Linked DNA regions of Homo sapiens: region 1 is linked to region 2. Evidence: chromatin contacts called from ENCODE Hi-C or POLR2A ChIA-PET data. All regions are on one chromosome and are shown on one strand. Each heading gives the region's core, a stretch centred on a gene start or an enhancer-like site at or near the end of the contact. The rest is flanking DNA. Distances are from core to core; before and after follow the strand shown. Region 1 has its middle 71 kb from the start of MROH9. Region 2 overlaps PRRX1 (paired related homeobox 1).

The links. Hi-C counts contacts between places; a loop is a spot of excess contacts on that map. ChIA-PET counts read pairs that join two places held with the same protein, here RNA polymerase II (POLR2A). Pooled maps may share reads with other maps.
Region 1: a map of heart left ventricle shows a loop between it and region 2 (2.8-fold over the local background). The contact joins two enhancer-like sites. A Hi-C loop is called at or near these places in 2 of 168 maps with a recorded cell type or tissue (heart left ventricle and posterior vena cava) and 4 of 50 pooled maps. POLR2A ChIA-PET finds 5 or more read pairs at or near these places in 1 of 52 experiments (H1).

The regions. Positions count from the first base shown.
Region 1 is chr1:170,862,448-170,865,735 of GRCh38, reverse strand. No RefSeq gene overlaps it. Among named protein-coding and RNA genes, the nearest start is that of MROH9, 71 kb to the left of the region's middle. Within about 2 kb of position 1,300, at least 4 of the 41 ENCODE cell types and tissues checked have a DNase peak (open chromatin) inside an H3K27ac peak, as active enhancers do.
Region 2 is chr1:170,687,795-170,691,055 of GRCh38, reverse strand. The region is part of intron 1 of PRRX1 (paired related homeobox 1); the gene reads right to left. Among named protein-coding and RNA genes, the nearest start is that of PRRX1, 25 kb to the right of the region's middle. Within about 2 kb of position 1,340, at least 3 of the 41 ENCODE cell types and tissues checked have a DNase peak (open chromatin) inside an H3K27ac peak, as active enhancers do.

The sequences.
Region 1 (3,288 bases), core at 51-2,550, 170 kb before region 2:
AGTAACTTGCCCAAGATCACCCTCCTATTTCACGGCAGAGCAGAGCTTTGAACTAACTCATGTCTGCCTGACTTCAAAGTCTATTGGCTTCACAACACTATTTTGACTTCCCTCTGTGATCTTTTCCTAAGTGTTTACAATGGGCAAAGCAGTGTCTTAGATCTTATGTCTATCTCACAGAATGTCCTCAACTCCCAGAGGGTAAAATAGAGGCTCAAAAGGGTGACATATCTATACTCAAAAAACTGGTACATATTATCGTCAGTGGTAGAATATTCTGTCTTTCTTGAGCCCTAACCTTCCTGAATTGAGAGTTGAATAAGAAGAAAGGGGAGTAATTAGCCCTCTTGCCCTGGGCCTGTACAATCACAGTAAACATTTGCACAGCTCTTTATAGTTAGCAAATCATTTTCACATACAATTATTTCATCTAAGCCTTGATTAACGCCTGAAGAAAGTAGTAATATTACTTTCACTTTCCAGATGAAAAGGAGGTTTGTAAAGGTTAAGTGACTCTCTCTCTAACACTTAGAAAGCCATGAAGGGCTGCATCTTTGGTGTTTTGACTATAGATCTCATTACCATTCCTTCAACATTCATTGTGTACTGTCTACATGTCAGCATTGTGATGAGGGCTGGGAGCAGAGAGGTGAATAAGGCACAGTTCTGGCTTTTCAGGAGCTCATAGTATAACAGGGGATGCAGCTGAACAAACCAGATAATTCCAGTAGAAGGTAGTAAGCCTTTACTCTTAGTTAACACAGCCATGGTATTCTGTCAGGGAACTTGGGAATGAGGCCCACTTGGCAGAACTATTAAGGTACTCATAGTAGGACTGACTCCTTGTTATCTAGACTTTGTCAACAGCAGTAATTTTGTTATGTGTGTGAAAAGTAAAGGGTAACTAAGTTACCACTGGGAGAAGCCAAGGGAGAATTGATTACTGGATGGAGGGACAGTTCTTTTCAGGGTTTCAAATATTTTCCTATTATTATCCCAAATGTCTTCCCACTTTCATGATCAGTACATCATGCTTTTCTCTTCCACAGGTTCCTCTCAGAAACTGTTATTAGGTACGGAGAAGGAAACACATGTCCTTGATGAAGTAAGAAAAATAAAAAAGACTTCGGAAGTTGAAAATAATGGCAAATGGGGAATGATACAGCTTTGCATGGGTTCTAATAAAAAAAAGTCTCAGAAGAGAAAAAAATAATATTTTCATAAAAATCCCTTTTGGAAGGCATCCAGACAGGCGAGGTCAATTCTAGCTTGGAGGCAAGCCGCTGTGACTATTTTGAGATTTCCAAGCAGGAAAGCCACAGGGGTGAAGTGCAGCTGGAAGAGAGGGAGCCAAGAGTTTCATCAGCAAAGACTTCATCTTGACTTGTTTTGCAAAGAAACAAAGGTGGGAGGTCTTTGCTCTTCCTCAGGGATGTGTTGAATATTCAAAAATATTAATTTTGGAGCAACAGTGCCTACAATTTTGGAAACAAGCTAAGTCAGAGCTATAGTTGATTGAATTGGCAGAAAGCTCCTTTGAATCTCCTGAGGACGCCCATTCTAAGTCTCCATGGCCCTTCAACAAGAAATCAAAATGACACAACATACAGACCAGGAAGTCTCCAGATGGACTACAACCTCTGGGCACCCCCAAATGTCCAATGTCCAACACAAACCATAATCCAGTATTTAAGATGAGCCTAGAATTTTTAATAATTGCAAGGGAAATAGCTTCATTTGACAATCCACAAAGTGCTGCAATTATAGGTAGGGTGTTTTCAGCCTTACAGGTGGCTCTTCCAGAATACAGGGCCAGTTCCACACAACAATGCCCCTAGCATTTTTATGTACTTTGATGCCCTTTTTCTCTACCTCTAGATACTAGGTTTAATCCTATTCCCCAGCACCCCATTCTGAATCATCATCACCAGACAACTTCCTCTTGTGTCCTCCCAATTGAAGGCCTGACTGTACAACTCCCTTGGTACTTTCTGCTTAGTAGCTGTTTATTTGAATGTATAAATGTGTAAACAGGAATAGAGGTTCAATGTGTTCTTTTTCCTGGAAGTATTCGTATTATTAACTTTAGAATTAATGAATTAATTCAAGAGAATTATTAACTAATGGGGGGACTTTTAGGAACCAGGAAGGATTAGAGAGGGTATCAGAGGGCATCTCTGTTGCAAGACAGAGACAGTTACTGTTTAGATCCATTTCTGAGTAATTTCAGCTCTGTTTCCAGGAATATACTTAAGAAAATATTCTGATCACCCAAGATAGGATTTTTTTTTTTTTTGAGACAGAGTCTTGCTCTGTCACCCAGACTGGAATGCAGTGGCACGATCTTGGCTCACTGCAACCTCCGCCTCCCAGATTCAAGCGATTCTCCTGCCTCAGCCTCCCAAGTAGCTGAGATTACAGGCACCCACCACCATGCCTGGCTAATTTTTGTATATTTAGTAGACACGGGGTTTCACCATGTTGGCCAGGCTGGTCTCGAACTCCTGACCTCAGATGATTTGCCTGCCTCAGCCTCCCACATGGTAGGATTTATAACTCATGGAGTTCCATCACAAAAGGAAAAAAAAATTGTTTGTGTTTTGTATTTTCTTCCAGTCCTAGATTGCAGGAATCAACATTGTAAAAATTTCAAAAATTTTCACAAATTGATTTGTAAATTTGATGGACAGAGGTATGGATAGACATATGATAAGTATAAATGTAAAATATTAACGGCAGAATCAAAGTGATGAATATGAATGTGTTCACTATAAAATTCTGTCCACTTTTTCATATGTTGAAAGTTTTTATAGTAAAATATTAGGAAAAATATGCTACTGTTATAACAATAATTATAGAAAAGTGTTTGTTTCCCAATATCTGTACTTATTTCACAATAATTTATTTTAAATTGGAATTACTGAGTCAAATGATGAGTATTTCAAGGATTTTAACATTTATTATAAAATATTTTCCCAAACATTTGTTCCAAGTTACACTTTCACCAGTAGAATATCTGAGACTGTTGGGATAGCATTTCTTAAAAATATAAACAACTTTATTGTTACAACTGGCACAACTGGCACACAGTGAAATTTACAAATCTGAAATGTACAGCTCAGCAAGTTTGTATAAAGGTATGTACCTATGTAACCAACACCTCTATACAGACAGTTTCCGTTACTGTAGAGAATGCCCTGATGTTTCTTACCAGCTATTTCCTACCCACCCCACCTCAGGCAACAATTCTGCTAATTTCTTTTTACCAAGATTAGGCTGATATTTTCT
Region 2 (3,261 bases), core at 91-2,590:
ATTATCCATCCCTAAATTTTGTCAAGCATCTTTTCATTACATTATCCTCTCAAGCCTCTTTTTGTCTGTCTAGATAAAACCACGAGTACCTTCTCTTTGGAATCAAGCCTTTTCTGATGGACTATGTCTGACCAGTTCATGCATTTCCTTATTTTGATGCTCACAGCAAAGACTGCATCGAGCTAACTTGCTGTTCTCTCTGTAGTCTCTTACATTTTCTGAAATATCCATCTCTCTGAATATCTTCTAAATTTAATTTTACTGATACCTTTCCCAGAGTCACAGTTCCAGGGCCTCTCTGGTACATAATTCAGGTGGCACATATTTAATCTGCCCTGACCCAATAAAAACATTTGAATACTTAAAGTCTAATTTATATTATAATTATTCTTATCACACAAATTCTCATATATAGGAGGAAGCAGGGAAGTTGAATTTTACCAAACACTTATTTTCTCACATTTTCAAATTCAAAAACTAGGCTGGTAATGTTAGCTATAGATTGTGCTTATGAATATTATTATAAATAAATGCTAAGATCCAACTGACTTTCTCATACGCACCACACACACCTGAAGGGTTCAAAGGAGCAAAATTGATTATTATAACTTCTCTCTCCAAGTCTATTCTAAGTGATGAATATCTACTCATCTGCCACTATTCAGCTTATAGTTCATATCTCCCATGATGTTTTTCTTTACCCACTGAGCTGACAAGTTCATCCTTGTGACCCTTCTATATCCTGCCTTGATCCTGACTCCATCGCAGAAGCCATAACATGCAGCTGATTTAGGGTTCATATGTCTATCTCTGCTAAACTATAAGCTCATAGGGGGCACGGACCAGACCTTATCTGATGCAATATTTCTAATACTTATTACAGTGCGTGGGACATTATAGGTGCTCAGTAAATGTTGAAAAAATGGGGGGGGAGGGGAGGAGTAAGGATCTTATATACAGTGAAATGCTAACCAAATGCTAGCAAGAGCTAGAGACCTGGCAGCTCTTGAATTTTCCAAGCGATATATTGTATGGAATCTGTTGAGAAGTGTTTCATACAGATGAGGAATGCCAATCCAGTCTTTCTCAGACAAAATGGAACCAAATCTTTACAAAGTTTTCTCTTTTTGGATCTCTCTCCCTCTCACACACACACACACACGCACACACACACACCCACAGAGAGAGAGAGAGAGAGAGAGAGAGAGAGAGAGAGGGAGAGAGAGAGAGAGAGAGAGAGACGGAATATTAAATCTCATCAGTTCGGCTCTACAGATGCTTGGTCTTTATGACAACCCAACCTGTGTATCCCATGCACTCCCCACCTCACTCCATATCGCCACCTGGTGCCCAAAAGCAAGAAAACTACCTAAAAAATGAAAACGATTTTTTTAAAGCTGATAAGTATCAGGACCTTGGAACCATAAACTGAAAGTTTAAAACAAAAACAAAAACATGTGCTTCTTGGCATAGACATCTGGTCACAGGCATATAAAGATTAAACACACAAATCTTCCTCAAAACTCACCCTTGTTTCCACTCACATCTTTATGAATGTTCTCAATTGTTGCAGCCCCATGGACTACCTTCCCACATAGATTCCATGATTTAAAACCTTTTCTACTAAATCAACTATATTTTGTCATTTGCATTAAGTAAATTCAAAATTGTCAGACTATGATATCATTTAGCCTGAGATAGCCAGGAATATTGTTCATTCATTGACTTATTCAGCTCTTTAATGAGTCCCTACTTTGTTCTAAGAACAGTACACAGCTCCACAGAAAGAGTCTCACTAAATTATTATCAATCCTGTCAAAAATCTTAAGTTCTTCTTTTGCTTATAGAGAGTAAACATACATTTTTATTAATCTTTTTGAAATAACAGAAAAAAAAATAAAGGTCCTCTATTACTGCCCAAAGAAGTTAGGGAATCTGAGATGGGGAACCAATGGATTAGAAAAGAGCATATTCTGATAGATTAAATACAACTTCAGATCAATAATTCCTGAAGAAAAAGTCTCAAATATCTATGTTTAGCTCAGTTAATCTTTCATCTCATTATCAATATGCTATTGATTTCTAATGTATATTGATAACAATTATATTGTCACAGAACTAAAAACCAAAAGATGCATAGCTAAAGAATAATATGAATTTCACTTGAACTTGAGTCAGCACAAAATTATCAAATAAGTTTCAGTACTGAAATTAGCAAGTATATAGTTAAGATATGGGAAGAAAAAAATGTCAGTCAGGAATTTCCTGTAAACAGTTCCCAGAACAAAGACAAACTCTTCAAGTGTCACAATTAAATGGGTGCAAAAATCAGTACAACATAGTAAAGTTTTATATGTTAAATATGCCCATTTATTTTACTTTGCAAGCATAGCAGTTTTATTATTTTGGTCTTATAATGTTTCGTCTATGAAACGATATAGTCAGCAGACTATAGGAGGTTTATTTAAATGTTTTTATTTAAATAAGTCAATATTCATACCTTTTAAACATAAAATTTTATTGGTAAATAAATTTCATAAATCTGTATAACCCTGAACATTCACCTGAAATTAATTTTCAAGGATATTAAAAGTTAGAAACTGTTGAAACATACCGGACAAAGCTATCTTTAAGAGTAAATTTTTAAAAATTCTATTACTTTTTCAAATGGATTGGTTAAATAAAAGCAATTTTTAAGAAAAATAGAAAAAAAATAGATACCTTAATTTTCTGCCTCAGTACAGTCCAGTTTCAGAAATATATATTAACACTATATAACATTACAGTTTTTGGACCCACTTTGTACTTGGAGTGTTAGTTTTCCTTACATTCTTATTTTATACTGCTTTCTGGGTCCAAAGTCAACAATGAGCTCCAGGATTTATTTCATCTCTCAAGATCTTTAGGGTAATAGAAAAATAATAATAATAGCAACTTTTGAGAAGTATGACAATGAATTTAGAGGTCACATAGCAAGTGAATAAATGTATGCCTACATGCTTGACTTCTAAATTATAGAGTAAGCAACACATTGCTTCTCAATCAAAATATTCTTGATGATTAGCTATTTCTCTTTCCCGGTCCTTCTCTTTCTCCTTTCTTTTTCCCCTTTTTCTCACCACAGAGCTTTTTGAATTGAGTAGAAGTATTTGGCCACTTGCTCTTTGACCCCGGTGTCTCCTGAGACTATATATTCATTTTGAGAATGAGTCCTTTTAGTTACCTAAAGTGTCCTCAGACTAAATTGTTTCCAGATGTTTA